Regions from separate parts of the Homo sapiens genome. Here region 2 is linked to region 1. Evidence: chromatin contacts called from ENCODE Hi-C or POLR2A ChIA-PET data. All regions are on one chromosome and are shown on one strand. Each heading gives the region's core, a stretch centred on a gene start or an enhancer-like site at or near the end of the contact. The rest is flanking DNA. Distances are from core to core; before and after follow the strand shown. Region 1 holds the start of FARSA (phenylalanyl-tRNA synthetase subunit alpha). Region 2 holds the start of NFIX-AS1 (NFIX antisense RNA 1).

Region 1 (4,692 bases), core at 1,465-3,964:
CTTGAGACCAGGAGGTTGACGCTGCCGTGAGCTGTGTTGTTGCCACTGCACACTCTAGCCTGGGTTACAGAGCAAGACCCTGTCTCAAAAATAAATAAAAATAAGCCGGACATGGTAGTTCACACTTATAATCCTAGCACCTTGGGAACCTGAGGCAGGCAGATTGTTTGAGCCCGGCAGTTCAAAACCAGCCTGGGCAACATGGTGGAACCTCATTCTTACAAAATATATATATGTACACATATGTAATATATTATATATGACATATAATGCATAAATATATGAATAGTATGTATATTATATATAGCATATAATATATAATATACATAACACAAATTAGCCTGGCCTGCTGGTACACACCTGTAGTCCCAACTACTCGGGAGGCTGAGGTGAGAGGATTGCTTGAGCCCAGGAGGTGGAGGCTGCAGTCAGCCAAGATCATGCCACTGCACTCCAGCCTGGGCAATAGAGTGAGACCCACTCCCTAAATAAATAAATAAATAATCAACATAAAATGGGAGGAGAGAAGGGACTTTGAGAAATGTATCCTTAATACAGAACCTCATATAGGGTCAGGATTTGGGGATATGAGTAATCCCATTTTACAGACTCAAATAATAATTGTGATGTAAAAGGAATAAATGTGTTCTGCTTATAAGAGTGTTCGAACATGGGCCACACTCAATTTAGTAAGCAGTGTGAATATGTGTGGGCATTTAATTCTCACAGTAACCTGGGCTCCAATCACCTCCATGTGAGCAAGAAACTGAGGCACAGAAAGACTACACCTTCTGGTTGAATGACATAAATAACAGATCTAGGATTCTTTTTTTTTTTTTTTTTTTTTTTTGAGACAGAGCCTTGCTCTGTCACCGAGGCTGGAGTGCAGTGGTGCGATCTCTGCTCACTGCAAGCTCCACCTACCAGGCTCAAGTGATTCTCCTGCCTCAGCTTCCCGTGTAGCTGGGATTACAGGCACCCCCACTGCACCCAGCTAATTTTTGTGTTTTTAGAGGAGATGGGGTTTCGCCATCTTGGCCAAGCTGGTCTTGAACTCCTGACCTCAGGTGATTCACCCGCCTCAGCCTCCCAAAGTGCTGGGATTACTGAGCCTGGCCAGCAGATCTAGGATTCTAATCTACCTGTGCTGACGTAAGTCACCACTGCCCACATGTGATTACTGACCATTTGAAATGTGGTTGGTCCGAACTGAGATGTGTTGTAAGTGTAAAATACGCATCAGATTTTGAAGATTTAGTATGAAAAAAAGTGCAATTTTTTTTTTTTTGAGACGGAGTTTCGCCTTGTCACCCAGGCTGGAGTGCAATGACACGATCTCGGCTCACCACAACCTCTGCCTCCCAGGTTCAAGCGACTCTCCTGCCTCAGCCTCCCAAGTAGCTGAGATTACAGGCATGCGCCACCACGCCCTGCTAATTTTGTATTTTTAGTAGAGACGGGGTTTCTCCATGTTGGTCAGGCTGGTCTCAAACTCCCGACCTCAGGTGATCCACCCGCCTCGGCCTCCCAAAGTGCTGGGATTACAGAGGTGAGCCACTGTGCCCGGCCGAGTGCAAAATATTTTATTAGTCATCTTTTTTTTTGTAAGAGTCAGGGTCTGGCTGGCTGGGCGAGGTGGGTCATGCCTCTAATGCCAGCATTTTGGGAGACCGATGCAGGAGGATAACCTGAGCCTAGGAGTTTGAGACCAGCCTGGGCAACATGGCCAAAACCCATACTTAAAAAAAAAAAAAAAGCTGGGTGTGGTGGCGCGCACCTGCAGTTCCAGCTACTCAGGAGCCTAAGGTTGGAGGATCCTTAGAGCCTGGGAAGTCAAGGCTGCAGTAAGCCATAATTGCACCACTGCACTCCAGCATGGGTGACAGAGCAAGACCCTGTCTCAAAAAAGAAAGATGTTTTGCACTGTGTTTCTATAGGACAGTGCTAATCTAGGCCATGCAGTATTTGCACTGACGTTACTCTCAGCGCACAGGGGTGGGAGGATCTGGAAGGTTTATAATTTATGACTTCATTTCCACCAACTCTCTGTAGAACCTTGGGCAAGTCATACCACCCTCTGAGCCTCAGTTTTCTCACATGTGTAATGCGGTTATATCAGTATCTACATCATAAAGTTTTGGGGATAAATGAAATACTACACGTGAAGTACTCAGTTCTGGGCTAAGTACTACCACATACGAGGTAGTCCACACAGGTTAGGTGCCACCTTGACTTACTAGGTGAATTCCTTTTCCCTCTATAAAAAGGGACGGTACCTACCCAGCCTTCCTTTGAAATTTTAAAAGTAGCTGACATCGCCAAAATGACCATCTCTGGAGCCCACCACCCACCGCCTCTCCTAGGGCAAGAGAGAATACCAGAAGGGCAGAGGGTTCTGTAACCCAGAGACGGGGAAGTCCAAGGTCACACAGCCCGCTCGAAGTGAGGCTAGATAAAACTCAAAACAGGGCGGTGCTTCTGACCTTGAGATAATCAATTTTACCCCTCTGGTCAACCAGACGCCATTGATGGAGCCAGGGTGGAGGTGGGAACTGAGTCCCATGCACCTTTTGCGGCTCCGTCGCCACACTCAAGATGACGACACATTGAGCCCTGTTCTACAGTTAGACACATTCAAGATGGCGGTACACACTCCGGTTCCGGTTCCGGTGGCTCAGCTCCCCCCGCCCACCCGGGCCCGGACACGCTGAGCACACTGGAAGGAGTCATGGCGGATGGTCAGGTGGCGGAACTGCTGCTCCGGCGGCTGGAGGCGTCTGATGGCGGCCTGGACAGCGCCGAGTTGGCGGCTGAGCTGGGCATGGAGCACCAGGCGGTGGTGGGCGCCGTGAAGAGCCTTCAGGCGCTGGGCGAGGTGAGCCGGGCCCGTGATGCCGGACCGCCTTGCCCTTGCACCTACAGTCCCCTTGCCACGGGCGCTCTACGTCCAAGCCAAATTCCCTCAGGCCTAGTTTGGGGTAGCTGTATATGTGTCCACTCCGGGATGTGCGGGCGGGAAGTGGGACGAGTGAGGGCCCAGACGCACGGATGTTCCTCATGCAATAAACGTTTATTGAGGCACGGTCAGCGTGGGTAGAGGGTACGATGATGGACGAGGAAGTCGCGGTTGCTGCCCTCACGCAGGTTGCGACGTAATAGGAAGGTGCTTCAAGAACCAGAGTGATGGGGGAAAACAGGGGACCCAGCTGTGACAGCTGACCCAGCCTTGGGGGTCAGGGAGAGCGGCCTGGTGCAGGTGACGGCTGAGTCTGTTCTCTGTTGAGGAAAGTGATAGCACTTTAGAGATCAGTGGCCGGGATCTTGGGGGATGGCAGGCGGCAAGGGAGACCAGCATAGCTGTAATTGCAAAGCCTCTTAGGTCTTTACCTCATGAGGGAACTGGGAAGCGATAGCAGGAGCTAGAGCCGGTCAGATGAGTGTGCTATCCACATCACCTTTGGGAAGAATTGGCATGGACAGGACTGGAGGTGAAGGGATGAAAGAAGAAGCTGGCACTTCCCCAAGCTGGAGGGCATGATGTCTGGCTATGGGAAGGAAGCTTGGGGGAGGTGGGGAAGGCGTGGGATTCAGGACAAGGCAGGGGGCGCACAGATGAAGTCCAGCCTTCTGACTTGGGCAAGTGGACAGTGACAGAGTCACAGGCGTAGGATGCTGAGGGGCCCGTGGGCCACCCAGAAGGCTAGATCCATGGGGCCAGGATCTGGGCTGTTTATCCGTAGAGCTCATGTTCTGTGCCCCACTTTGGTCTCAGCTTGTTTGTCCAATCCATTCCATAATCCTGGCTGATGGCCATGTTATTCCCATTTTGCAGATGTGACAACTGATGGTCAGTAACATAATCAGTGTGAATAGAAGAGGCCGATGAGCCCAGATTTGAAATTAGGCACTCAGGCTGCAGAGCCCATAGTCCTCAATGCAGAGGAGAGATGGCAGCTGTGTTGTGTGGGGTGACAGTGCCTTGACCAATATGATCTGACATTTGTATACGTCACAGAGGGTTAAATAATATAAGGAGGTGAGGTTCAATCTAATGACAGTAATAGCCATAAAAATAATTATAGTAATTAGAATTTATGCCGGGTGCAGTGGTCACACCTGTAATCCCAGCACTTTGGGAGACCAAGGCGGGTGGATCACGAGGTCAGGAGTTCAAGACCAGCCTGGCCAAGATGATGAAACCCTGTCTCTACTAAAAATACAAAAAAAAATTAGCCAGGCGTGTTGGTGGGCACCCGTAATCCCAGCTACTTGGGAGGCTGAGGCAGAGAATTGTTTGAATCGGGAGGTGGAGGTTGCAGTGAGCCGAGATCGCACTCCAGCCTGGGCGACAGAGCGAGACTCCGTCTCAAAAAAAAAAAAAAAAAAAATTTATGCAGTGTTTGTCACGTGGTAGGCACTATATATTCTTTCTGAGTATTAATTTAGCTACTCCTTAAAATCATCTGAGGTAGAACCCATCACACCTTTCTCTTATGGATGAGAAGAGTCACTGAGAGGTTAAGCAACTTTCCTGAGGTCACACAGTAAGTGAAGGGCAGAGTTGGGATTAGAATGAAGTGGGAGCCAGGCCCTGTGCACTCTACTTACCCTTGTTGTCCTTGTCTTCATGACTCTGGACCTGGAACCTCAGTTTTTGTTTGTAATGTGGACCTCCAGGGCCCGTCTCTGACA
Region 2 (5,089 bases), core at 2,062-4,561, 81 kb before region 1:
TCTTTCCAGTGTCCTCATGCTGGCTGAATGGATTCGCCCCACACCCCAGTGCTGGGTCTAGGACAGGGTCTGCCTCACAGCCAGGCCGCACACTTCTCTCCTGTAAACCGCGCCCCCCCCCCCCCCCCGCCCCTTCCTTTTCTCCTCCAGACTACAAACCAGGAGCGGTGGCCTGGGATCGGGCCAACAGGCAGCCTCGTTCTGGCTCCAAATGCTCCTCTGCTCCAGGCACATCTCCCTTACCCTCTTGGCACAGAATAATATAGGGTAGGAATGGGGATATTAGGGGAGACAATCTATTCTCTCTAAGGCAACTGGAAATTGTTTACTTTCATCTCATCCTCTACAAGGAATGGGAAACAAAAATCCTACTCTTTAATTCATTATTTAGCTTGAAACTTCCTTGTGTCACCAAACAGAAGTAAAAGCCAGGAAGGCCAAAGCTCTCTTCTCCAGCCGGCAGGCTGCATGGGGATGAAACCTTCCGAAGTGCGTGAAGGACAGATGACAGGGAAGGGCTTCCGGGGGCAAGGGAAGTGCAGAGCCTCACACACCTAACCGGCTTGGGAAGTGTCACTTCATGGTGGCCAAGGGCCCGGGAAGAGGGAAGAACTGCACAGGCCAGCTTCATAACTCTTTCTGAAGAAGAACTGAAAAAGTGACAAAAGGCAAGGCAAAGAGAGACCAGCGCGTGAAGATGAGGTCTGTGCCCAGCACACTGTGAAAATATCTGGAAGTCGAGAGAGAAGGCCAGAGCAAATGGCAAAATGCTGAAAACTCACCCCAGGCACCACAGCAAATCCCCTCCTTCGGAGGGGTCAGGGCAAGGTGACAAAACCCAAAAGGCAGAGGTCTTCCCAGTCCCTCTGCAAGAGCTCCATCAGGATCAGTCCAGACACCCCCCTTCATTTTTTACCAGTTCTGTTTCCCCCGCCACAGGAGAGACAAGGAGCAAGGAAGGATTTCTCCTCACCACCTGCCCTCAGATCGGCCTGGCACCCCTCGGTCCTGAGGGAACCTCTTTCTTGCAATTGCTTCAGCCACAGGCAGTGGCCAGAACCCCAAAATGTACAATTTTAGGAGTTAGAAAGAGGTCATTTTTCAATTCCTCAAAATGTATTGCTCCCGCAACTATTTTATTATCAGGATCATTGCCCAGGAAACCCAAGAATCCACATTTCCCTGGTGTCTAGCCCCTGCAGAGAATGACACCGGGGGTGCTTTGAGGAGCTCGGACCATGCCCACCCCTCGGCCACGCTCCGTCCCTCCCCGGCTCCCTTTCTTTCTCACCCTCTCTCCCCCTCTGCGTCCTTCAGCTCCAACACAAACTGTTTGCACGGGAAGTCTCCCTCTATGACCCGATTCAGCACACACAAGAGAAAACTGTGGGCGACAGACCCAACGTCCTAACGAACTTGAGTTAATTAATGCTAAGGAAGAAAAGAGGCGCCCTCGCTCTGTTGAATCACGGTTCACTAGTCCTTTCAGTTTGCTGTGGGTGGAGGAAAAAAAAAAGAGGCTTTTTGGTTCAAATATTTTTGGGGGGCGAAGAGAAAACAAAAACACCACAGAAGGGCCATGGAGGGCGAAGCTGTCAGTACCTGCCCGGAGGAGCAGAGGCTAAAGGAAGGAGCCCGGCAAGGGCTGCCGAGCGTCCTCCCCCTCATTGCTGGCCTGAGCAGTTCTGGGAAGACAGAGAGGGCGAAAGAAAAGGGAGGGGATTATCAATGGCTCCTGGGCCTGTTTAAATAAATCCCTCCAAAAATTATACTGTCAGACTACAAGATCCATTAAAAAAAAAAAAAAAACTCAAACCCAACAACCCAATTTGAACAGAGCCATGGAATTGTTTTAACAGTGCAGAAAACCGAAGTATAAATGGCAAGCGTACAAAAAATGTAAGTGTGCAGAAAAAAAAGAAGAGGTGGCAATGCGGGGGCGGGGGGCAGGGGCAGAGAGAACAGCTGCAATTTTGCTTTCCAGATGTTGACAGCAAAATGTAATTGGCAAGTAACTTACTCCTCACCATTTCTTATCCTTTAGCCCTGAGATGTTAAAATCCTACCTCTATACCTGTCTGTAGGCAGTTTTCAGGCACTCCACACATGTGGACGGGTCAGGATGCCTCGTGGACCACATGCCTGCTAGCTTTTATATCAGCCCGCTATTTTTTACAAGCCCTCCCACCATTCCTAGCAGGAAGGACTAAGCAAAGCAGGCTGGAGGAAATTTTTATTTAAATTTTTATTATATTTTGTAATGCACAGGTTTTTCTTTACCTTTGAGAGTGGGGCTTCTTTTTTTAAGTAAACTTTTTAACTGAAGCAAGGCAGGTATAAAAAGTGCACACACTGTAAGTTAGGCCGCTTGATACACTTTCACAAAGTGAACACACCCATGTAACCCCACCCAGATTAAGAAATAAACATTTTCAGCACCGCTGAACAAGCCTTAAATTTTTAAGCTATACAGTTCTCATAATTTATATGGCTTAGAAATACCTCCTTGTCACACCAGTATCATCAAATGCAAACACCTATGTGCATACACGTGTTATAGAGCAGAGTGTGCTATTCATGTGACCACAAAAATGTGTGGCAAATAGAAACCCCTCTCATCCTCACTGCTGCAGAGTGCGTGTGCGTGTGCGTGTGTGTGTGTGTGTGTGTGTGATCTCTCTATGCCTGCCCAACTCTGATCCCATCAACAGGGCAACCAACTGTGCAGCGGGTTTAGCAGACTAACAGGGCATGTATGGGGGACAAACAGGACCCGCCGAGCTGAAAGCCAAACAGCCTTAGTGTCTGAGGGGAGCAAGGGCCCCTCCTCTCGCCCTGCTTGCCTGGCAGGCAGGGAATGGGGGGCCTCAGTATGTAGGTCATGAAGGAAAATGACTCTGCAGAGCCAGGGGTTCCCAAAGGGAGAATGGGCACCCACTGGGATACACTGTCCCCATCCCTGTCCACAAGAACCCTGCAGGAAGGTGAGGGGAGTAGAATGGCATCAAGAGAAGAGAGCAGAGAGAGTGAGCAAGCGACACCAGGCTGGGCCTAGGGTCCTGGGGCGGGGCTGCCTCAGGAAGGGAGGCAGAACCCTGCCTCTGCCTACCCCTTCCCTGGCTCCAGCCCCAGCTGGTTCCCCCCTCACTTTCACTAGCACTAAATTTACTTTATAATTTTAAAATTAAATTTTAAAAAAAGCAGGAAAGAGAAAGCACTGAAGGCAAAATACCTCCCACAGTATCTCTCTAAGGAGGAAAAAAAAAAGTTTCTGCTTATGTAAAAAGACGAATACAAGGGATCGCTGAAAAGTCTAAGGACCAAATAACAAGGAAAATAAAAGGGAAACACATGTAATGAAAAACACCTGAAGCAAATACATAAAAAGCTCCCTTTGCACCTCAAAGGCACTTCACAGCCACTAGCGCCTGTGGGCACTAACCCCTATGCCCATTTATTGCCCATTTTTCCCATTGCTTTCTCATTGCTGTTTCTTCCTCAGGCACTTCAGGATCCCCTTTCCCTTCTAAGCGGTCTACCCCACACCTGGCGGAAGGGCCACCGCAGCCACCTCGCCTACCACCAGCCCCCTACCACCAGCCCAGAGCCGAACCTCTGCAGCCCTGATAAAAAGTCCTTTCCCCAACTCCCACATCTCTCCAGGCCGTGCTCAGCCACTGGCCCTGGACCCTGCTCTTCCTCCCCAAATCCAGGCCCTGTGGCCAGTGGCAAGAGCACTCCTCTGGGGCTGGATGCCAGGCCCAGCCCAAGTGGGCAGCTCTCTCTTCTATCAAGGGCACAGGGTTGCCAAGACGGGCTCTCCAAGACTGCATTTTCTCTTCCTATTGCATATGGGGCTGGAAAGAAAGAACTGTTCAATTTAATTTAAAATATGACAAGGGATCTGAGCCCTCTGAGCAGGCGATCTCTAGAAATACTTGATTCTTTTTAGGGGAGAGGATGCAGAGTAGGCAGCGAAGCTGCTTCCCCACACCCGGGTTTGACTCTCCCACCAGCCCGCCGCCTGGGAAACGCGCCCTCGGCTGGCATCGGGGTACCAGAGCCCGGCTCCTTTCTTCCTTTCTTTCTTTTTTAAACGGCTCTAGCGCAAACCAGGCAGTGGGTCAGGGCCCAGAGGCGGGGGAGGGAAGAGGAGAGGGCTGTCTCCAACTCGGGGAGAAGAACGGCCGGCCGCAAGTTTCCCGGTTTGTGCCAGTTTGGGGATTTGCGAATCAGACCGGAGCGGAGGGAACGGCGGGTGAGAAAAAAAAAGCCCGCATTAAAAACTAACCAGCTCTGCCGAAAAGCGCGCTTTCCGCCCTTAAATAAGACAATGCTGAATGGAGAGGAGAGAGGAGAGACGAGTTATTTCTCACTCTTTAATTATTCCAATGCTTAGCATTATTTAAAAAGAAAACCACACACATTAGCCAATGATATATTCTAACCCTCAACAAAGCTGGTATTTTTCTCTGATTACAGACTTTGCCGTGGCAAACCCGGGCTCCGACGACAGAGGCAGCGCAGAAGCTCGCTCCTAAATGAGACAATTTTATTAAAATCATAATTCCTTGCATTTCTATAGCGCCTTTTCAGTGGCGGAGATCTCAGGTGCCCCACGCCAGGGTCTACTAGAGAATCGGGGCGACCGCAAGCTCAGTCGCGGGACAGGCGAGGCTCGCCAGCTCCACGAAGCGTCACCGGCACGTATTTTTCTTTTTTTAACAGCCTGTTTCTACCATTCAGCCTCTGTCTCACATGCTTTATAAAAAAAAAAGAAGTAATAAAACTCCTTTAAATTAAAAAAAATGTTTTTAGAGAAGAGGAAAAAGACTCGAAGAGTAAGGGGGGAAAAAAAAAGCTAAGTGTGGTCTGGGAGCTTGGGGCGGGGGGTGCTGCTGGGATGGGCCGCGTCTGGGTCCAGGGTACAGGGCGCAGCAGGGTCAGCCGCTGCCCCAGGGTCACCTCCCCGGGCGCAGCTGCAGCGGGCTGAGTCATCCGCACGTGGAAAAGGACCTAACACCATCAAAGCTCATTTAAGTAATTCGGGTGATGAGAAGTCGGGTTTATGACCGGCTTCCGAGGGGAC

What was found. Hi-C counts contacts between places; a loop is a spot of excess contacts on that map. ChIA-PET counts read pairs that join two places held with the same protein, here RNA polymerase II (POLR2A). Pooled maps may share reads with other maps.
Region 2: a loop to region 1 is called in a pooled map, with 2.0 times the contacts of the local background. The contact joins the promoter of NFIX-AS1 here to the promoter of FARSA in region 1. A Hi-C loop is called at or near these places in 7 of 50 pooled maps. POLR2A ChIA-PET finds 5 or more read pairs at or near these places in 6 of 52 experiments (BJ, HEK293, WTC11 and 3 more).

What each region holds. Positions count from the first base shown.
Region 1 is chr19:12,931,733-12,936,424 of GRCh38, reverse strand. It overlaps FARSA (phenylalanyl-tRNA synthetase subunit alpha), which reads left to right and starts at 2,714. Exons shown (of 13, transcript NM_004461.3): 1 at 2,714-2,875. The coding sequence starts at 2,729. It overlaps FARSA-AS1 (FARSA antisense RNA 1), which reads right to left. Exons shown (of 3, transcript NR_149078.1): 2 at 3,388-3,455; 3 at 3,129-3,276. RefSeq lists a silencer at 1,374-1,479 and enhancers at 2,516-2,810, 2,532-3,031, 3,042-3,111.
Region 2 is chr19:13,013,375-13,018,463 of GRCh38, reverse strand. It overlaps NFIX-AS1 (NFIX antisense RNA 1), which reads left to right and starts at 3,311. Exons shown (of 2, transcript XR_001753870.2): 1 at 3,311-4,258; 2 at 4,483-4,576. All of the region lies in intron 1 of NFIX (nuclear factor I X), which reads right to left.